2 separate regions of the Homo sapiens genome follow, and region 1 is linked to region 2. Evidence: chromatin contacts called from ENCODE Hi-C or POLR2A ChIA-PET data. All regions are on one chromosome and are shown on one strand. Each heading gives the region's core, a stretch centred on a gene start or an enhancer-like site at or near the end of the contact. The rest is flanking DNA. Distances are from core to core; before and after follow the strand shown.

The links. A loop is a pair of places that touch in the nucleus more often than their neighbours do. ChIA-PET counts read pairs that join two places held with the same protein, here RNA polymerase II (POLR2A). Pooled maps may share reads with other maps.
Region 1: a map of natural killer cell shows a loop between it and region 2 (17-fold over the local background). The contact joins two enhancer-like sites. A Hi-C loop is called at or near these places in 2 of 168 maps with a recorded cell type or tissue (naive thymus-derived CD4-positive, alpha-beta T cell and natural killer cell) and 10 of 50 pooled maps. POLR2A ChIA-PET finds 5 or more read pairs at or near these places in 1 of 52 experiments (activated CD4-positive, alpha-beta memory T cell).

Annotation. Positions count from the first base shown.
Region 1 is chr5:159,411,074-159,413,773 of GRCh38, forward strand. No RefSeq gene overlaps it. Among named protein-coding and RNA genes, the nearest start is that of LINC01845, 54 kb to the right of the region's middle. Within about 2 kb of position 1,323, at least 2 of the 41 ENCODE cell types and tissues checked have a DNase peak (open chromatin) inside an H3K27ac peak, as active enhancers do.
Region 2 is chr5:159,772,193-159,775,176 of GRCh38, forward strand. No RefSeq gene overlaps it. Among named protein-coding and RNA genes, the nearest start is that of LINC01847, 98 kb to the right of the region's middle. RefSeq lists enhancers at 845-1,359, 1,281-1,410, 1,360-1,872, 1,521-1,610, 2,288-2,795 and a silencer at 1,061-1,110. Within about 2 kb of position 1,264, at least 20 of the 41 ENCODE cell types and tissues checked have a DNase peak (open chromatin) inside an H3K27ac peak, as active enhancers do.

The DNA.
Region 1 (2,700 bases), core at 73-2,572, 360 kb before region 2:
GTTTCCTTGCTGGCTATCACTGAGGGACATTCCCAGCTTCTAGAGGCCACCCGAATTCCTTGACTCACGCCCAATTCTGCCATCTTCAAAGTCAGAAACTCTTCTTTCCTCTCACCTCTCTGACTCATTTTTAAGGAAACTGACCCCGTTTTTAAGGACTCGTGGTTGGATTAGGCTGTCCTGGGTAATGCGGGATAATCTCAGAGTACTTAACCTTAATCTCATTTGCACAGTCCCCTTTGCTATGTCGTAACATATTCAAAGATTCTGGGGATTAGGTCATGGATATATTTGGAGGGGTTATTATTCTACCTATTGCAGCATCCATTATCACTTTAGAATGGAATGGTTTCTCAGAACAGGCAGTTGTCTGTCTCCCAGCAAAGAGCTCCAGAAAACTAGGCCAATGAAAGGGAAATTTGGATGAAGGCAAGAGAGGTGAGGCACTGGCAGTAAATGTGATGGCAGGCCTGCAAGGGATGCTACAGAAAGAGGTTCCTGGTTTCATGGAATCCAGGTTATTAAAAGAAGAAATATTCACAAATGCCAGGAAAGTTAAATTTCATGTCTCTTACAATTTCCCTTCAGATCAGTTCTGCCAAAGATAAAGCGATCTTCACCTCTGTGAAAAACAGTAATTCCTTTCTCCATGATGTTCATGATTTGGTTGATGGGTTATTGGTTCATCGCTGCAATTATAATTGAAGGACATTGTCTTTGCTGGTTTGGTGAAGCTTCCAGATGTTATTAGAAGGGGTGTTCCTTTAAGCTCACCCAGCATTCTCTCACTTATAGCTGGGCATTAGCTATACAAGAGCTATTTGGTCTCTGAGAGCAAAGGTTCAGCCACTAAGGAAGGACCTGGTGTCCAACGTAGGCCTTTAGATTATTTCTGGAGCTTGTCTCCAGGGCCTAAGAGGTGACTCTGGCAGGACACCATCTGTTTCAACCCTATTTTTTTTCTTCTTTCTGCCTCGGCAATCCTCTTTTTTTCTTTTTCTTCCTTTGTCTCTTCTCTCCTTTCTAGTGTTCTGATGTTTTAGGATCAAAATAATGAAAAAGAATAGAAACCATTTCAACTCAGAAAATAATTCAAAGATGGGAAAAAGGTGTGTACCAAATTCATTGCTCTAATCATTTCTGTTCTGATAAAAGGAGTTTACAGCAAAGGAATAACTTTTCTGTGTCTCTGAGGCTTTGGAAAAACAAGGCATCAAGAAGCTTTGGGGTGTGGTGGGTGTGGTGGGGCAGCCTACTGCTTGTTGAGGTAATGCAAACTAAGGAGAAAGAGGTGTTAGCTTCCTCCGAGGCCAGGGCGTTTTAGGCTGCAGGTAAACCATGGATGTGGTTCTACAGATGTTGCCACAACAGGAAGACAAAATCTCACAGCTAACAGAGGTCACAGCTTTTGGAAACAGTGGTTGCGACACAGAGGAAACTCCCCCTCCCAGCCCTACCCCAAGCACATCCTTGCTTCTCTCAGTCACGCCAGTTACACCAACAGGGGCAGCTCTGGGGAGGACATTTGGAAAATAGTCAAGAGAGGGTGAAACCGCTGGCATGATGTCACCAACAAGAGGCTACCCCCTGGGGAAACCTAACAGGAAAAAGGTAGTTGAGCCAGGAAAAGCCACCAGACCCTTTCTCTTGGCTTGAGGCATCATATACATTTGAATAATAATCAAATTAACAATGTAATATGACTGTTTAGCAACAATGATGTGCTAATCATGGTTTTACATGGATTATCTTTAGTCATTAAATTCTCTACATCCTAGAGATGCGGAAATTGAGAATGAGAGAGGTTATGAGAGCTTTGAAAGGCCACAGAGCATGTGTTGTGGCTGAGATTCAAGCCCAGCTTTACTGATTTTAAAGCTTGTCTTCTCTTTCCCTCCCTTGCTTCCTTTTTTTTTTTTTCAATTTTCTTTCTTGCTTCATGTGCTTTTTTTTTAAAGAAATAAAATGTTACCCCCTCATCGATAATCCCTTTGTGTCTCTGCTGTCTGCCCTGTCCCACCCGCCTGCCATCCTTGCCAGCAGCAGCCTCTCAATTGAGGTTAGAGTTTCTCTCCCACCCTTCATTATGCATGTTCATGGCTATAAACAATCAGTATGCATGTTTTAAAAATTTACGTATATGAGAAAGAGCTTAAAGTATTAATTTACGGAGAAAAAAATACAAATGGCTATTAACCATCAGAAAAGATTCATTAAAAAAAGAGTAATAAAAATTCAAACCACATTGAAGCTGGGTGCAGTGGTGCATTCCTGTAGCCCTAGCTACTTAGGAGGCTGAGGTGGGAGGGCGGCTTGAACCCAGGAGTTAGAGGCCAGCCTGGGTAACACAGTGAGACTCCGTCTCTAAAAAAAAAAAAAAAAAAAAAAATTCACTAAAAAAACCCCCTTCACATTGAGATAGCATTTCAAAAATCTGCCAAATCGGTCCATACCCAAGATTTGATAACAGTGTATAGAAGCGGCTGAGGGAAAGACGCACTTAAACTTTGATTGTGGTGAGTAAACTGGTATAATCTCTGTAGAGGGCAATTTGACAACATATAACAAAAATGCAAATGCACAAATCTAGGTGTGGTGGCTCATGCCTATAGTCCTGGTACTTTTGGGAGGCTGAGGTGGGAGGATTGATTGAATCCAGGAGTTTGAGCCTGCAATGACCTATGATTGATCCACTGCACT
Region 2 (2,984 bases), core at 14-2,513:
TTTCTCCATACCCTATTCTTATTCTCTAATCTTGGTGGGTAATAAGTTTTTCAGACACTTCAGTCCTTGCAAATGGATGCAAGGCCTAATATACAGTACACATTTATCCCTAAATGGTGTCCCTATTTTTACAGAAAAGCAAGGCTCAGAGAGATGGCATAACTGATCCAACTGAACTCCTTTTAACATGCTAACCTCTACAGGTAACAAATGCCAGCCAGGACATTAGCAAGAAGCACTGGCTTCTAACCATTTTGGTCATTTAATAGCTATGTAAGCACTGGACTTTTCCAACTTCTGTGAGCCTCTGTTTCTTTCACCTGAAAATTGGGTATAATAATGGCACCTACCTCCCAGGGCTGGTGTAAGTCTCCAATGAGATATACATATGGAAAGCTAAGGACACTGCTTAGCAATAAATGCTCAATAAATATTAGCTGCTACTATTACTATTATTATCCTACTGTAATAGGGTTACTATCATTAGCCTACATTATTACTATTTTATATTACTCTAATTACTATTACTACAGTTCTTATCCTACTGTAATAGAATTCTATCGCTCCTATTTCTTTAATTCTGAGAGAGTCAGGTTGAGATGCTGCCCTAATTATCTGTGTGTTCCCAGTATCCAGCATAACAGATACTAATTTAAACGAGTGAGGGTGTGGGTGGATGGATGGATGGATGGATAGATGAATGGATGGATAGATGAACTGAGACAGGTAGAGAGATGGGATGTAAATAAATGTGTGCTATGGACAGGTGGATAGAGGGGACCTTAAGTAACTTAGTATGTCAAATGCCTGAATAGGAAGGCCGGTAGGTGGTTGGCAGAAGAGTGGACGGGTGGATGAATGATCGAACGGGTGGATGGGTGGGTGGGTGGATGGATGAAAGAGAGGGGTCTTAAGTGACTTAGTGTGAGAGCCTGAATGGCTAACGGTAGAGCAGGTGACTGAATGAGGGGTGGACGGACGCCCAGATGCCTGCTTCCTGGCTTTTCTCCCGCTCTGTCTTCACAGCCTGCCCTTCCTCGGCTCCAAGGCGCCCCCGAGGGGTGAGCTTCCTGGGCGCGCTCCGCAGCGCCCTCCGCCCCTAGCTCGCGGGGAGGGCGTCGCGCGGCTGTTCAGCGGGGCAGCGGCCTAGCGGCGCGGACCTGGGTCTCCTCCCTCGCACCGGGCCGAGCGCCGGGCTCGTCTGCATTGACGTCTGCGGCGGCGGCGGCGGCAGCAGCCGGGCTCTCGGGAGCCTGGGTGAATTATGATGCACATCCACCGCGGCTGCTAAAAAAAGGGCAGTGACTCACCACCGGCCGCGGAAACTTCCACGAGCGCCGGCCGCAAAAAGGCGGGGGCGCCAGGCCAAGGGCGGCTGCGCCCGGGGCGCGCGGCAGCAGCCAGGTGTGTCTCGAAAGCAAAACGGCGAGGACCGTGGCGCGGGGTCGGGCGGGAACCGGAGAGACCTGGGGCCTGCGCCTCGGCTGCTACCGGCCTGGGTTCCACAGCTTGGCGCTCAAAGCCAGCCCTTGCCCGGAAGAAAAAAAAAAAACAGATGTGATGTGGCAGGTGACAAAGGGGAGAGCAATAGCTCATACTCATCGCTCTACTACATGTGCTAAGGTCATAATTCACTTAACCCTCAAAACAGCCCTGAAGGCAGGTCACGTGATTATCCCTGCTTTACAATGGGGATACTAAGGCCAGAGAGAGAAAGGGGCTTGCCAGCGGTGGCAGAGCTCTCAGTATACCCAATAAAATAGTAATGTGGCAGCACTGTGGAATCCCTGCCGTGTGCCCAGGCCTGTGCTGGTGCTACAGAGATGGACAAGAGTGGTCCCGCTGCGAGGAGCTCACCGTATAGCACTCTTTCTGAGATATGTCCAGAAGCATTTACCTGGGGGGACTCAATTCCATCCCCTTCCACCCGACAAATATTTTCGAGCTCTGCTGTGTGCAGAGAACAATGGCAGAGGAGACAGAGGGTTACAAAGGTGACTAAGGCAGCCTTAATTTATTTTTTGTGCATTCACCAAGTAGTTAGTAAGCACCTACCATGTGCCAGGTGAGCGAGGTAACACTGACCTGTCCCAGCTCTCATGGAGCGCACGTTCTAGCAGGGAAGACGGGTAAACAAGGTGTGAGAAACGCTACATTAGGGGGCTGGAGGCACACGCAATACAGCGAAGGAGCACCCAGCCTAACCTAGGCAATCAAAGAAGGTTTCCAGGTGGCAGTAACTTTGAAGCCAAGGCTGGGAAGCTAATTGGAAGTTAAGCATATGGAGAGGAGGTTCGGGAAGAGAGTTTCACTCAGAGAGAACAGCATGTGCCTAACCCCAGAAGTGCCAGAGATCATGACGGGTTTGAAAAACTGAAAAGCATTCAGTATACCTGCAGCAATGGGGGCAAAGGAGGAAAAGTGGAAAACAGGAAGCTGGGAGCGGGTTCACCCCAGGCACCTGTTTGAGGGCTAGCGACTTAGCCAGAGGGCAAACGAGCTAACAGCTCAGACAATAGCCAGCTGCATTTACAAGGACAGAGGGAAATCAGTTCTATTGGTAACAAAGCCGGCAGAATGAATGCCCTACTGGTGGGAAAGGAAGATCAGGGAGAGCTTCCTGGTGAAGGAGGCATTCAGGCTGTCCCTGGTTGATAGAGTTTCTGCAGAAGAGGAAAGGAGAACAACTAGGAAGAGGCATGGATGCCATAGCGCCTCACCCAGGCCCTTCACGGATCCTCTTGAAAGGCCAGAGAGCCATTTGCAAGACTAGGGCTAATGCAGTAAGCTTCTTCTAGGGTCTGGGGTATGGGCGAAGTGGCCTTCAATGAGCTCCATGTGAAAAGGAGGCACAGCCCTGGTCTTTAAAGAAGCTTCTTCTATCCATTGGTGCTGGCAACCGAAAAACGGAATTCATGTAATTATTCTACAATATGTACTGAGTATTTACTGTGTGCCAGGTGCTGTGATAGGCACTAGAAATT